Regions from separate parts of the Mus musculus genome. Here region 1 is linked to region 2. A link is a loop called in an ENCODE intact Hi-C map of the cell type or tissue named here. Cell type or tissue: left cerebral cortex. All regions are shown on one strand.

Evidence for each region. A loop is a pair of places that touch in the nucleus more often than their neighbours do. Peaks named below come from ENCODE experiments on the same cell type or tissue, not always from the same donor. Only the 100,000 strongest peaks of a DNase experiment are listed, where the experiment ranks them.
Region 1: a loop joins it to region 2, with 3 times the contacts of the local background. A loop is called at or near these places in 4 of 42 quality-filtered maps.

The regions. Positions count from the first base shown.
Region 1 is chr8:122,605,960-122,613,959 of GRCm38, reverse strand. It overlaps Galns (galactosamine (N-acetyl)-6-sulfate sulfatase), which reads left to right and starts at 2,473. Exons shown (of 14, transcript NM_016722.4): 1 at 2,473-2,732. The coding sequence starts at 2,622. It overlaps Trappc2l (trafficking protein particle complex 2-like), which reads right to left and starts at 2,334. Exons shown (of 5, transcript NM_021502.2): 1 at 2,267-2,334; 2 at 722-894; 3 at 1-39. The coding sequence starts at 2,299. In left cerebral cortex, CTCF peaks have their summits at 2,556, 3,563 (motif pointing right) and 7,837 (motif pointing left); DNase peaks (open chromatin) are centred at 2,058 and 2,423; H3K4me3 peaks cover 1,849 bases; H3K27ac peaks cover 1,531 bases.
Region 2 is chr8:123,061,789-123,069,788 of GRCm38, reverse strand. Spg7 (SPG7, paraplegin matrix AAA peptidase subunit) reads right to left here and starts at 4,281. Exons shown (of 17, transcript NM_153176.5): 1 at 4,080-4,281; 2 at 3,214-3,316. The coding sequence starts at 4,262. In left cerebral cortex, CTCF peaks have their summits at 3,289 and 4,430; DNase peaks (open chromatin) are centred at 4,045, 4,350 and 5,084; H3K4me3 peaks cover 2,465 bases; H3K27ac peaks cover 1,878 bases.

The DNA.
Region 1 (8,000 bases), 460 kb after region 2:
ATGACAAATTTCACCTTGGAATTGGTCACATACCCATATCTGCACGGCTGGTTAAGGAACAAGCCTTGGCACAGAGGCTGTGTGACTGCATACGACACACACCGCATCACAATCAAGAGCCTGCAAGACCTTTGTGAACACTCATTTCAGAGAAGCCTAATACCTGGAGTCAGAGGAAGTGCCAGGCTTGGGTGGCTTGGCAGGAACCATGCAGGTGTGCACCTGAACTGGGGAACAGCCCAGCCTCCTTTTGAACTGATCCTGGGCTTGGGATGTTAACTTTTGCCATCAGTGTTAACACAGTGACTGCAACACCAGTGTCACTGTGGATAGGCTACAATTAATCCCCATGTGAATGTCCTTGGATTCTATGGTCTTAATCATTTGTCCAAAAGGAATGGCCAAGAATTTACAGCGTCACACGAGACTGAGCCTAACAACAGTATCATGAAACAATCGCCCTTGATTCAAAGTTGGTGGCCTCTAGTGAGCCCAGAGAAGCCCAGATTCCCACTATGTCAACTTGCATCCTCCTGGATGCTCAGACTTGCTTTTCCAGGGACTCTTCCAATTAAAGGGAGACAATGTCCAGAGGCTTCCATTAGCTTCGGGCCACCTGCCTGCCTGACCAGCTGAAACCCCTGACACGTTTTCTTTGCCAGCGTTTCCTCCCAGATCCTGCTCCGTGAGTGCAGGATGGGTGCTGAGCAGTGGTGGATACACCTTGTAGTCCTCGGTGGGGTAGAGCAGGCCCAGGTACAGCTCCCTCTGGTCCACCAGTGCTTTCCCCATGGCAGAGATCTTCTCGTCTACCACATCCAGAGACGTGTGCACCATGTAGTGGAACTTGAGCTCACTCTCTGTCGGAGTGCTTCGGATGTACAGAGGGTAATTCTGCAGGAAGAGATGGCAGCCCACCCAGTGAGTTCGGGCTCTAAGGGCAAAGTCAAAGCACTCGTGTGCTCTCAGCCTGACAATGACTCTCTACTGCTTAATGCACTGTGGCATGCTGCCTTCAGCGACATAACTGAACCTAAGGAAGACTGTCTGCAGAGAGTGGACTATAAAGATAAAACTGGGTGGTGTGGCACTTGCCTGACATGCACAGGGCACTAAGTCCAATTCCCAGTGCCAAAAAGAAAAGCAATATGGGACCAGAGATGTAACTCCGTAGTGGAGTGCTTGAGTCGCAGCATTAAGCCCTAGTTCTCTCACCTGTACCAGAAAGGAGGAGGAAGGGAGGGTGGAAGCAGTAGAGACAAATGCACAGGGGCAGGAAGTGAGCAGAAATGACTCCGGAATGCCAACCTGAGCACAGCCTAACAACATACCCTGACACTTCTCTTCCTAGGATCACCTCTGCCTCAACCACCAGCACACTCTGTAGTGTCATCCTAACAGCAGGGGCACTAGCTATTTCTTAACGTGCCACACTAGGGTAGTGGTCTGTTCTCAGTGCTTCGAGACATTGAATGAGTCTCCAAATCAGGACCCTTCAGCATAGATACTGGACTTCCTCCTCCTGAGTTTATCAAAGCAGCAGCTGCCTATGACATGAGTTTTGGTTTTGGTGGCCTCCTGGGGGTATAACTCCCTCTTTCATACTGACAGCTTCACAGCAGTCTAATCCCTAATGGCAGATCTCAGAAAAAGCCTAATAGGGATACAGGCTTCATGCAACAGGATATTGTGGCCCTCTGGAGCTGTCTTAGCATCCATAAACAGCTTTCCGGAAAGAAATGAATATATATGTTGGCCAGCAAGATGACAGTTGGGAATAGAGGGTACAAAGGGGAGAGGGATGCTGTCTAGAGGTTTGCAGGCCTTCACGGTGGAGTAGAAGGGTGCAAAAGACATGAAGGGGACTATCCTAAGGCAAAGAAAAGCACTTGGATTCTAGGCTGACTTGAGCCGCGCCAGGCTTATATTTAAATAGCGCCGGCTGGGCAGCCAGGGGACGGTCCGGAAGGCGGGGCAGAAAGACCGGACGCGGAAGGCAGCTGAGGCCGTGAAAAGAACGCGTAGAGCGACGGGTGGCAGGCTGCAGCGACCAGCTAAGCTTCCCGGGGGATCTCAAAACCCGGAGGCGGAGGCCTGCAAACTGGCGGCGGACGGCTGTCAGCTGTCAGCGAAAGCGAGCCGGAAGGATCCTGATCATAGGGCTTGGCTGAGGCTTGGAGCTCAGAGTTGAAAAGATCAAGACCATGGCTGGAAGGAGGCCCGCCGCCCGCCGCCCGCCGCCCGCCGCCCGCAGCCTCTCACGCACCTCCTTGGCGATCACCGCGATGCACACCGCCATATTGGCAGGCTGTGCGCCACATCATGTGACCCGATGTGGAGGCAGGCCCCGCCCATTCTCCTCCCACCGAGGCTCAGAGCCCGCCTCTCTCTACCATGGCTCCGCCCAGACTCTCAGGTCCGGCCTTGGTCCCGCCCCTTTCCCGTAAGGCCCAGCCCACTCCCTTGTCACTCAGACAGCCTAGGCCCCACCTCTCCCTCTTCTTTTCTCCGTGGCCCTGCCCCTCCTCTCATTCTGCCGCCAGGGCCCGCCCTACAGTCCAAAAGGAACCGCGGCAGGCTTGGGACTGGGTCTTGACTCCTCAGCGGGAGCTTGGTTTGCTATGGCGGCCTGTACCGCAGCCCAGCAGCTGCTGCTGGTACTGAGTGCCCTAGGACTCTTGGCCGCAGGTGCTCCGCAGCCCCCCAACATCGTGCTACTGCTCATGGACGATGTAAGTGGGGCCACGCGGCGGGGGGACACGGAAGACACAGGGCAGCCACACGGCGGATGAGCAGTGACCCGAGGGAGGCCCAGAGCCCGGTGTCACATCTTTCACTGTTTCCGCAGTGGGGGTAGGTGTTCAGGGAGGCCCTTTTCTTCCTACTTCCCCTCCCGAGAGCGGGCTGACATTCTCCTCCCCTCAACAGGTGGCCCTGCCTTGGTGCCCACCTCCAGCCTGACCTCTGGGGGAACTCTGACCACAAAGTCAGGCATAGAATGTCACCTGCGAGTGCAGCCTGTGGTCATTTATGAATTCTGCCCTGGGGCATATCTCCCTCAGTGTCCCTGTCTGAGAAATCTGTCGCCCTGAAGTGACATGAAAGCTTAGAAATCAGTCATGTAGAACACTAAGTCAGATGGAACTATCCAAACAGAACTAGATGGACTGTGCCTTCCTCGCAGTCTCAGCCTGCCAGCCCCACCTCCACCCCCACCCCCCCACCCCCAGACACACACTGTGGAGTGACATCTGTTGGCTATTGTTAGAATCAGAGTCACATCCAGTTCAGGATGATTTGAAACAAATCAGAGGCTAATACCGGCCGAGGCTAATTAATAGCCAAACCAGCCCTCTGCAGGGCCTTCAGACCTGTGCTGATCCACACTTACCTCCTCAAAAAGGGGAGAGGGATGCTGTCTAGCGATCTGTGGGCCCATCAGAATGGAGAGGTGCTATATATGTAAAATAAGTTGAATTTTAGAGACTTTTAAAAAAAGATTTATTTATTATTATAGATAAGTACACTGTCGCTGTCTTCAGACACACCAGAAGAGGGTGTCAGATCTCATTATGAGTGGATGTGAGCCACCATGTGGTTGTTGGGATTTGAACTCGTCAGTGCTCTTACCTTCTGAGCCATCTCGCCATTCCAATTTTAGAGACTTAATAGGAGAAAAAGAAAGTAAACATCCCACTTGATAAACATTAGCTTAGTAGTTTTTTATTACTAAGAAAAATACAGATCTAAAAAGTCCTGTACATAAGTCCCACCACCCAGAAGCCACTGCAGGAAACCCCTTCCAGCTTCCCGTTCTTTGTGGATGCTGACTGTTCACACAATGGATGTCTGGCTTCTCTGGCTCCTGTCCTGGTCACTAATAGCAGACTTTGCACAGTAATGAGCAGTACTGAAGATCTATATATAGAGAGAGATTTCATACATATATAGTGCCTTTCAGTATTAAGTCGTTTTAGGGCCAAATCGCACTGGCTCGGTTTGTTTGTTTCCACTGGTTTGATCCAGAAGTACTGACTACAGGCTCGTCTGTCAGTTTTCTGCTCTTTTCCAAATGACAGCCTGTGAGGAGAGGTCTTCTCTGACACTCCCTTGAGACTCCTGAAGAACGTTGAACTGATAGACTTTGGGTAACTGAGTTAAGTAAATGTGCTCTTAGCTTTCATTTTGGCGTCCTTACTTTTTGTGTTTTGTTTGCTTGCTCTCTTGCTTGCTTTTTTGAAATAGGGTCTTGCTAAGTAGTGTTGGCTGGCCTGAAACTCACTCTGTAGCCCTGGCTGGCCTCAAACTCAATGCAATCCTCCTGCCTCCACCTCCCCAGTGCTGGGATTGCAAGCATGAGCCACCAAACCTAAAGACTTACCTAACTGCTTTTCTGATGTGGTGACTAGGAAATAAAGTCACATGGAAGGTCACAGTGCATTTCCGTTGGGCAGCTCCAGCTGAGTAGAGAGGTTTTTAGGTAATGGAATGTGACAAGCAATGACCAACGGTTTACCTGAAGGTGGTTGACTAGGAACCACCACCACCTACCTTCTGGATACCCGGGGGCTGTGACAGGAGGGTTCTTTGGAGTTGAATCCCAGAACATTGTACAAAACCCGGGTCTTGTCACGTAGAGACTTTTGATACAAATAACGGGAAAGGAACTCAATTAACTTCAGCAGCACTGGGAATCCCTGGCTTGACCAAGTAGACAACAGGGCACTCTGGCTTAAAGCAGGTAGCTTCAGGCTTCCCCTTTCATAAAGCTGCTGCTGTCTGTAAGCTGGCCCCTGGGAGCCCTGTGTCAGCCTCATGCCAGCCGCAGGCAACTCCCAGCTCACCTACTGTCAGCAACCTTAGTGGGACAATGGCTTTTGCTGACTTGGGCCTACTTCTAGGCCAAGCATGGGGAAGGGGTAGAGAATCTTCCGGACTGTCCAACAGGGAAGCTAAGTCCATCTCTTGAAAGGACACCTAGGTAGGGAGGCCTCCTGGGTTTCTACTTGACCTACTCCAGGTTGCCTGTGCCAGAAGAGGCAGGGATACCAGAAGGTGAGAAAAGTCCCGAGGTGCTCACTAGGCACAGATAAGAAGGTACAGCCTCAACAGTCCAGGAGCCTCCAGACTAGTGCCTTCTCTCCATACCCCTCCCTTCGGCCCTCTGTAGCTGCCTTTGCCAGGCTAATCATGTCTGAATCTGCAACGGGTGCTTATGTGTGTCTGGCTTCCCGAATATGCCACGGCTCCCATCTTGGCACTGTCTGACTGTCTCAAACTTAAATTCTTCAAGGATGGCCACTGACTCTAGACTGGTTGGCTATAGTCCTGTCCTACTCTGGTCATGAGTGCCAGCGGGCATGGTCTGGGTAAACCCAGTTTGTTTCCTGAGTGCCGTGGGGGTCAGGGGTGGGCATGCTTCCCAGGCTGCCTGCAGAGGAGAGAAAGAGTCAGAGGGGACCATAAGAGGGAGAGAGTCAGGCCATGGTCAGGGAAGTTTAGCTGCTCTGACTGACTAGCAATCAGGGGCTTTTTTATTTATACAAGTTTCACAGAACAAAAGCAAACCAATGATTAACCAAAAAGTACAGATCATAGATCATGTGTTTGATTATTTATAACACGTCCAGGGTTACAAGTTCAGTTACAATTAGAAAATACAAACAGAACAGATTTTATTCTTATTGTCAACCCTATAGCTCCAATTTAAAGAACTAAAGAATGTCTCCTCCAAGGTGGACATGTTTGTTATTATATGACAGCTTGCTTTATAGGCTGGCTGTGCTTGTAGGCTTTTTAAAAGTTATTATTTTATTTTATTTTTATGTGCATAGGTGAGAGGATGTCAGATCCCCTGGAAGTGTAGTCACAGACAGTTGCAAGCTGCCATGTGAGTGCTGGGAATTGAACCTGGATCCTCTGGAAGAGCAGCCAGTGCTCTAACCACTGAACCATCTCTCCAGCTTCCTAGTCTTTGTAGTTTTAAAGCACTCCATACAAACAGAAAATATCTGAGCCCATCTTTTTCTGAATAGCAAACACTACTTCCTGACTTCTTTTACAATATGTCTCGCAGGCTGCACTAAAAGTAGGGAAGGCTTATCTTAATCACTCTATCTTATTTAACTGAGTTTTATTCCTCCAGGGCGTGCCCTGCATCACCCCCTATCTTTAAACCATATATTCTGAGAGCTCTAAGCCTGTAATAAACACAGACCTTGAGGCCGTTTGTCAGATCCAGAGTTTGCCATTTGTCTGTTTACCCTGTACCAGTTGTAGTTTGAGTTTGCTCAGGGGCAGATACCCCACACACCCAAACCCCAAAAAATCCTGGAGTAATGACCTCATATGTTCTTATATGTGCTTAATGATCTCCAGGGCGTAAGGAAGCCTTCCAAATAGTGGCCAAAAAGACATAAAGTGAAGCCGGGTGTGGTGGCGCACGCCTTTAATCCCAGCACTCGGGAGGCAGAGGCAGTCGGATTTCTGAGTTCGAGGCCAGCCTGGTCTACAGAACGAGTGCCAGGACAGCCAGGGCTACACAGAGAAACCCTGTCTCGAAAAACCAAAAAAAAAAAAAAGACATAAAGTGAATCATAATGCGGGAAGTTCTCAAGAATGCAACACGCAGAGACCACAGTTTAAAAGTGAGAGGCCGAGCCGGGCGTGGTGGCGCACGCCTTTAATCCCAGCACTTGGGAGGCAGAGGCAGGTGGATTTCTGAGTTCGAGGCCAGCCTGGTCTACAAAGTGAGTTCCAGGACAGCTAGGGCTATACAGAGAAACCCTGTCTCGAAAAACCAAAAAAAAAAAAAAAAAAAAAAAAAAAAAAAAAAAAAAAAAAAAGTGAGAGGCCGAAAGACAACAGTCGCAGCTTTGCTGGAAATGTGTCCAGTGTCCAACAGCTGTGCTGGCTGCGTGACTCTCACAGTTTCCAGTGGCTATGGCTGTGCCACCTGAGAAGCTCCCATTAGAGAATAGGGGGTGGGTTCCCGAAACTAGTACGCTGAACCGTACGAGACCTATTCACCTGCCAGTCACATGGACTTGCAAAAGCTTCTACGGCCGGTTCCTGCAAAAGTACAGCATAATTAGAGTGTATGTGCAATCCCTTACCCCCTCCCGACTCACACTGCAAGCCCCACCTCGCAGCATGGAACGTGACTGGTTATTTCTCAAGACATACTCAGATATGCCCACCACTGCCTCTGCCTCAGAAGTGCTGAGATTAAAGGCGTGTGCCACCCCACTCTTTGTTTTTTTTTTTAAGATTTATTTGTTTATTTTATATATATGAGTAATTATAGCTGTCTTTAGATGCACCAGAAGAGGGTGTCAGATCTCATTACAGATGGTTGTGGTTGCTGGGAATTGAACTCAGGACCTCTGGAAGAGCAGTCAGCCCTATTAACCTCTGAGCCAACTCTCCAGCCCCTGCCCCTTGTTCTTAATTGAGATAAAATTCACAGAATACGTCTCTTGCACTGTGGGTTGTGTAGGTTGCTTCTCTAACTCTGGATAACGGAAGGGTGGAAGGTAGCATGCCTGTGGTAAGGAATGGGTTAAACACGAAGTAGAAGCATGCCTCTGGACAGCCATCCTCAGGAAGCCTATCATGGGATGTTGCTTCCAGTGGACACTGGGCATCCCCACCCTGGAAAAAGTGGTTTCCTGCACCAAAGCTGTGTATAGAAACCTTGATTCGGGCTGGAGAGACGGCTCAGTGGTTAAGAGCACCAACTGCTCTTCCGAAGGTCCTGAGTTCAAATCCCAGCAACCACATGGTGGCTTACAACCATCTGTAATGAGATCTGATGCCCTCTTCTGGTACATCTGAAGACAGCTACAGTGTACTTAGATATAATAATAATAAATAAATCTTTAAAAAAAAAAAAAAGAAAGAAAGAAACCTTGATTCATGGGGGCTGGAGAGATGGCTCAGTGGTTAAGAGCACTGACCGTTCTTCCGAAGGTCCTGAGTTCAAATCCCAGCAACCACAT
Region 2 (8,000 bases):
ACACACAAACATAGAGGCAAAAACACTTACATACGTAAAATAAGTAAGCCTAGAAAATGTTTTACGATAAAACAACAAGCTGGCTAGCCAGGTACAGTAACCCATGCCTGTAACATAGCACTCTGAGGGCTGAGGCAGAGACTGAGGCTTAAATTCAAGGCCATGTGGGCTACAAAATAAGTTGTACTGAGCTACATGAGACTGTCTCCAGCCGGGCAGTGGTGGTGCATGCCTTTAATCCCAGCACTTGGGAGGCAGAGACAGGCAAATTTCTGAGTTCGAGGCCAGCCTGGCCTACAGAGTGACTTCCAGGACAGCCAGGGCTACACAGAGAAACCCTGTCTCAAAAAAAAAAAAAAAACAAAACAAAAAACAAACAAACAAAAAAAAAGAGACTGTCTCCAAAAAGGAAACAAAAACAAAAAATATTTTTTTAAAATTGTCTTCTCTGAGAGAAAAAAAAATTACAGGATGTAGGTCAGTGGTAGAATACGTGCTGGGTTTAATCCCTAAACACACACACACACAAGTTACAGACATAAGTTTGAAAATATCATGCGTGAACAGAGAATGATGTAAATCTGCTTTGAGTTTATACAGATACATGACACAATGGTGTTGGCATCTGTGGTAACAGCAGCAGCCCCCTTGCCATTGCCAAGGACAGGCTGGCAGAAGGTGGCACGCACACCAGGAAAGGCCTGGGTTTGTCCAAAGTCTCAACAGATCAGAGAGAAAAGTCACCACGGCATCAAGTCTGTTTCTTCTTAAAATAAATAAATAGTTTTAGCCAGGTGTGGTAGCATATGCTTTTAGCACTTGGGACTCAGAGGCAGGCAGATCTCTTGAGTTTGAGGCCAGCCTGGTCTACAAAGCAAGTCCCAGGACAGCCAAGGAGATAGAGAAACCCCATTCCAGATAAAAAAAAAAAAAAAACAACCCAAATGAACAAAAAATTAAAAATTGATTAAAAAAACTAAAACCAATTTTTTTTCTGAGTGTTTCGCCTGCCTGCTTGTATGTGTATCATACACGCCTATTCCTATGGAAGTCAGAATCCAGAGTCCCAGACTGTTGTGAGCTGCCCCAAGTGGGTGCTGGGAACTAAACTCAGCTCTTCTGGAGAGGAGTAGATGTTCTTAACCTATGAGCCACAGTTCCAGCCCCAAGTCTAGTTTTCTTCATAAAGACTTTAGCAGCTTGTCAGGTGTGGTATCACACGCCTTCAATCCCAGCACTTGGAAGGCAGAGGCAGGCAGATCTCTGTGAGTTCAAGGCCAGCCTGGTCTACAGAGTGAGTTCTAGGGCAGCCAGGGCTACATAAGAAACCCTGACTCAAAAACAAACAATCAGAAGCAAAACTGCCTTCCTCCCGCTAGAAGTCAACACTGAAGTTCTGGCAGGAGAGGTGTATTATGTGTCCGATTTACATCAGTCACAGAGCAGGGGAAGAAATTCAAATGAAACTCAGCAGGTGAGCCCACTGCCAACACAGGCTGTTCCCTTCAAGTTAGGGTCGAGGCATTCCACTGTTCCTCATTCCAACTGGGCAACAAACCCGAATGTCCTTTGAGCTAAAGCAGAGGGTCTGTAGAATTTTAATCCCAGCATTGGGGGGCAGAGGCAAGACCTGAGTTTGAGGACAGCCTGGTCTACAGAGTTCCAGAACAGCCAGGGCTACACAGAGAAACCCTGTCTCCTAATAATTAAATAACTTGTTTGTTTTAAAAAGCAATCCAGAAAGAACAACAGCAACAACAATGGAACTTAATGTTTTATTTATTTTTTAAGATAAAGTGATTTTCATATGTGGGTGTTTTGCACGTACGGCTGTATACTGTGTGTGCAGCACTCGTGAAGGCCAGAAAAAGGGGTTGGATCCTCTGGAGTAGGCATTACAGATGGTTGTGAGCTGCCATATGGGTTCTGGGAACCAAACCTGGTTCCTCTGGAAAAGTAGCTCTTAACTGCTGAGCCATCTCACTAGGCCACACCACTTAGATTTTGTAAATGAGGGCTAATAACATGGTTCAAGATGCAGAGGGACTTTCTGCCAAGCTTCATGACCTCAATTTAATTCCTAGAACCCACAGGGAGTATCCCTGCACTCTGTGTGCTCACGCTCTCTCTCTCTTTCTGTCTGTCTGTCTCTCTCTCTCTCTGTCTCTCTCTCTGTGTCTCTGTCTGTCTCTGTCTCTGTGTCTCTCTCTGACACACACACACACACACACACACACACACACACACACACGGGGTGGGGGGCGGGGAAACAAAATAAAACACTTAAAGTGAGCAAAGAGAAGTCTAGGCCTGGTAGCACATACCTGTAATCCCAGCACCTGGAGGGTGAGAACAGGAGGATTCTAAGTTCAAGGCCAGGCTGGACTGCAAATTAATGCCTTGTTTCAAGAAAACAAAACCAAACAAACCAGTCTGCAACCCCCAGGTGAGGAGTGGGGTCTCACGTGCTCCCATTGGGAAGGGACAGGCAGGATGATCAAGGAGTGCTCACAGCCCCTAGCTATACATTTCACTTCAGATTATCCATAACAGGGCTAACATAGCTCACAGCACAAAGAACCAAAGGTTACAATGAAAATATAGCTTAGTTGTTAGAGTACTTGCTTACCATGCCCAAAGTCCTGAGTTCAATCCCTAGCTTCACATAACACTGGACAGAGTGGTACATACCTGTAACCTCAGGACTGAAGAGGGTCACAAGTTCAGGTGTTTTGTTTTTTAAAAGAATCAAAGGTACTCTTAGTGGCTGGGTGTTCCTAGTCTTCTGGTCAGTGTCTAACTAGTGACGTTCTCCTATGTCACTTGTCACCTGCCAAGGAGCCTCCACTCTTAGACTAGAGTGCATGCACACAGCCTGAGATGGTGGATGCTGCTGCACACACAGCATGGCCTTCTGCTCCTAGGCTACTCTACTGAACATCACAGCGAGCCCTGCTCACTGCAGCAAGTGCTGTGCTCTCAGACAACATAAAACCTTTTGTTTTTTTGGGTGGGGGGTGGGGGTGAGCAGGGGGCCAGCAGGGTTTCACTAGCTAGTTCTGCCTGACCTCCAACTGGCAGCCCCTGTTTTAGTGCTGAGATTACAGGCATGTAAGACCTGGTTTGTTTGGTTTTGTCCTCTTCCACTATGCTCTTATAGGACTACAGTAAAACCTGTGTCCCTCAGTAATGGACCATGCAATGCATACACACCTGAAAGCGGCCACAGTCTGACTGCATTTGGAACTATATGCTGTTTCAGTAACAATCCGCTAATACCTTCAAAGCTAGGGGTCAGTATTCGCAATAGCAAACTCTGTAAAAAGAGAAAAAGACCGAGGTAACACTAAGACCATATACCACAACAACACAGGCCTAATCAAAGTCCTTGCCTAGCATGCAGAAAGCTATGGATTTGATCCCCAGTACCTCCTTAAAACTGGGTACAGTGGCGCATGCATGTAATCCCAGCACTTGGGAGGGGATGCAGGAGCATCAAAAGTTCAAAGTCATCTTCAACTGTGTATTGAGAATCTCTCCCTCCTCGGTTTCCATCCTAGAACTGCCTCCCAAGAAGGGGAGGGGCCAAGGGAAAGTGTCAATCAACTCCATCAATGAATTTCACTGGACTCAGCCACAAAACAAAACAAAAAAACCGAAGAAACAAAAGTCAATTAACTTTCACCCACAGCCCAGTTTGAGTCTCCAATTCACAATCTTCCTGGCCTCGTCCTACCAGCAAATACTGAAATTGCAAGTGTGCACCACCTATGTGGGCAAAAGGATCGGGAGTCCAAGGGCTGCTCCGAGTACACATGAACGCCTGCCTCCAGACCAGAAAGAAGAGGACGGAAAGGCACGGGTGACCAGGACTCAGTTTGAAGCCGCCAGGGACAGTGATACAGGGCGTCTCTCTCACACACGCCAGGGAGAGACGAACCACCCGAGGCAGATGCTGCCTCCCGTCCCGGGGAGCCCACAGCAGCCATCCTCCTGCGGAAGAGCGAGGTGCAGGCGCACTTCCGGTCGGCGCGGACCGACCCGCCACACCCGCCGCCGCCGGGCTCCGAGCGGGTTACCTGAGGCGCGTGGCCTCCAGCCGCAGCCGGGCCAACCGGAGTCCCGCGGGCCGCGTACGGCCGCCTGGCCCCAGCCCCGGACGAGAGGCCTGGGCCCCTGCCTGAGAGCAGGCCCCACAGCCGTCGGGGCCGGGGCTCCGGGCCGGGGCGGAGCCCGCGAAGCAGCAGCAAGGCGGCCGCCATGGTGCCGAAAGCGGCGCCTGCGCAGTGCGGCTCCGGCCGCCCTAACGGTCAGGTTTTTGAGGGCGGCCTCCCTTTGCGCTTGCGCGGGGTTGAAGGTCGCGCGCTCCTGGCGACGCCTGCGCGGTCCGAACCGTCTGGTATCCGCAAGGTTAGCTGCGAAACCTCGAGAGTCAGCAGGGTGCGCAGCGCGAAAGCTAGCAGCCCGCAGCCTGCGGGTTCACGTAGAGACAGGCTACGGTTACCCGGTATTTTTCTCTCTTGTGTTTTATTAACAGTCCAAGTTGCGGTTTCCAGTACTTGGCAAGTGGATACACGATTCGCTTTTCACGTTATCTCTTTCTTTGGGGTGCGATTTGGTGGTTCCTGTTGGCCACTTCCGTCCTTCCTGTACGTATTTATTTTGTTGTTTCTCTGTGTGGTGCTAGCTGTCCTCTCGCTGTAGACCAGACTGACCTCGAACTCGGAGATCCACCTGCCTCTTGGTTTTGGTTATTTGTTTTTTTAAATACAGTATCGCTGTGCAACAGTCTGGCTTCAAACTCAAGCTCCGTCTCCTGTGTGCCGGCCTGACAAGAATGAACCAGTTTTTCTGAACATCAGAGATCCGGGGGATGCCCCTGGCTGGCTACAGAATCAACTTAGAGCCAGTGGTGTGTGAGACCACAGGGCAGCAGCTACATACAGAGTAGGAAAACGGTGCCCTCAATCTTAGAGAGGGAGGGAGGGGGGCTCCTAAAGTCGGAACTGGAGGGGCTGGAGAGATGGCTCAGCTGTTAAGAGCACTGGCTGCTCTTCCAGAGGATCCAGGTTCAATTCCCAGCACCCACATGGCAGCTCATGACCATCTGTAACTCCAGTTCCAGGGGATTCGACAACCTCCCACAGACATACATGCAAGCAAAACACCAGTGCACATTAAATAAAACATTTAAAGTGGTGATTGGACCCGTGTCCTCTGGAAGAGCAGACAGTGCTCTTAACCACTGAGCCATCTTTCCAGACCCCTCCCCCCCTTATAGCCATTAGTGGTCTACTACCCATTTCTCCAACTCCCTTAGCATCAGGCAACCACTAGCATTCTTTGTTCCTGTGGACTGTGTTTATGACCAAATTAAGAGCCCCCTTAATTATACTCACTGCCCCTGAGGAGCACCCGTCATCCCGAGCTTCATACCATTTGGCTTTGACAGTTCATTTGTGCAGAGACAGAAGGGAGAGCTTGCTGTCCCACCCATGGACAGCTGCAATCCCAGGCCTGGGCAGGGCCACTGAAGCTCTGAGTCCTGCTAGTCCATGCCAGGCTGGTGCCTGGTAGTCTAACTGCAGAAAGCCCCCAAAGCAGTCTCGGTGCCTTTCCTTCCACTCCATGTCTTTCTGTACTCTCCAAGTCCCTTAACACTAAATAATTCAAACAATAAGCCTTCTCGGTGCTGACTGGTGCCTGGCTTCATGTCAAGCAAACTCTCTGAAGTAAATAAATAAATAAAAATTATCTTACTATGTAGTCCTAGCCAGTCTCAAACTCACAAGAGATCTCCCTGCCCCTGCCCCCTCAGGGCTGGATCAAAGGCATGCACACACCGTGCCACGCAGAAGTGAAAGTTTAAATCATTTAATTGTATGGGCTGAGTGTTTTACCTGCTTATATGTAAGTGTATATGTGCCAGCCTGGTGCCCTCAGAGGTCTGAACGTGACATTGAATGCCCTGGAACTGGAATTTTAGGTGATTGTGAACCCCCGGGTGGTGCTGGGGATCAATCTGGGTCCTCCAAAAAAGCAACACGCGTCCATCTCTCCCGCTCCGTAAATATTTTAGTTCATTTCTATACGTGTGGATGTTTTGCCTGCATGCAAGGCACCTAGTGTGTGCCTGGTGCTTAGGGAGGCTAGAAGAGGGCATCAGATCCCCTGGCACTGGAGTTACAGATGGTTGCGAGATGCCATGTGGGTGCTGGGAATTAAACCCAAGTCCTCTGGAAGAGCAGCTGGTGCTCTAAACCACTGAGCCATGTCTCTAGCATTTGAAGTAAAGAGTGTATTTTACAGATTTAGAAAAAAATAGAGCCAGGAGTAACAGTTGTGCACCAAGCACTCTGGAGGTGGATAGAGGGTACTGTCTTCAGTGTAAGTGAGCCGGCCCATCTTGGGAAAAGTGTTTCCTCAAGATTAAATAAACAACTAAAAATGAAAAATATTTTAAGACAATTTTTAAAAACAGGCTAGGGAACTGGCCCTGTGAACAAAGGGCGTGGTGGGAAGCCTTCCATGTAAATTCAGTCTCCAGAAAGGATGGAAAGTCCACACGCATTGCAAAATCTGTCATCCCAGCCTCCTTCCACAAGGAGACGAGATCAGCTTATAACCGCGAGCTTTTCCACCTGTGCCCCAGTTCCCAAATAACTCAAAGGCTTAACATTAATAATAAATGCCTAGGCCATAAGCTAGCTCGTTCCCCAGCTAACTCTTAAGTTAATATCCCGTTTATTCTAACCTGAGTTCCACCTCGTGGCTGGCTTCCTCTCCTCAGCTTCTTGTGCCCATGTCCTCCGTGTTCCAGTGGTGAGAAAGCCACCTGCCTGGCTCTCTCTCCACTGGAAGTCCCGCCTTCTAATCCTGCCTCAGCTTATTGACCATCGGCTTTGTATAGACAGGTGGTGCTTCCACACAGTACACAGGAGATTAGCCCTACATCTCCCCCTTTTAGTACAATAAAAGTCTCTTTCTCTAACTTCAATAAGCTGCATATAATAAGAACAATTATGCCTTTAATCCCAGCACTTGGGAGGCAGAGACAGGCGGATTTCTGAGTTCAAGGCCACCCTGGTCTACAGAATGAGTTCCAGGACAGCCAGGGCTACATAGAGAAACCCTGTCTCAAACAAACAAACAAACAAAAAACGAATTATGAAAACTATCAGGTAAGATTACATTCACAATGTCCAGTCCAAATGCATTTAGCAAACTTGGAGAAAGTATTCCACTCTCTACCCCACCGTGGTGAGTTCAAACTTCTCTACTTAAATCATCTCCTATCATAACTTGGGTTTATCAACCCATAAATATCTTTTTGGACCTTTAAACATTTTCTTAAATCCTAAACAACTTAAGGTTAATGGTGAGACTCTATCTAGTCTTCAACCCCATCAAAAACCTGTGACAGGTGAATATTAGCCACATAAACAGGAAGTGCAGAGCAAGCAGCTCACAAAACTGTAGAACTGACAGCAGTCGTTAGCTCCCTGGACAGTCACCACCACACTTCTGCAGTGTTGCGGCACCGTCTCTAGGCTTTAGACCCAGGATAAATGGCAGACTTTTTGTGAAGCAGGAGTCAGGAAGGACTGCTAGCCCTGTCTTAGCAAAGCATGGCAGTAGACTTCCCTGCATTGTCTGCCCACAGCTTGGACAGCATTCTGTCTGAAGGGAGGCAGAGCTAGCTTGGCATGTTTGAAGCAAACTGTATGGAGGTTCTTCAATCTTTATCACCCACTTTCATGTAGTGTGGGGTGCTGCCAGGGGCGGGCAGGTCTCACTGCCAGTGACATGGAGTGTGGGGTGCTGCCAGGGGCGGGCAGGTCTCACTGCCAGTGACATGCAGTGTGGGTGCTGCCAGGGGCGGGCAGGTCTCACTGTCAGTGACATGGAGTGTGGGTGCTGCCAGGGGCGGGCAGGTCTCACTGTCAGTGACATGTAGTGTGGGTGCTGCCAGGAGCGGGCAGGTCTCACTGTCAGTGACA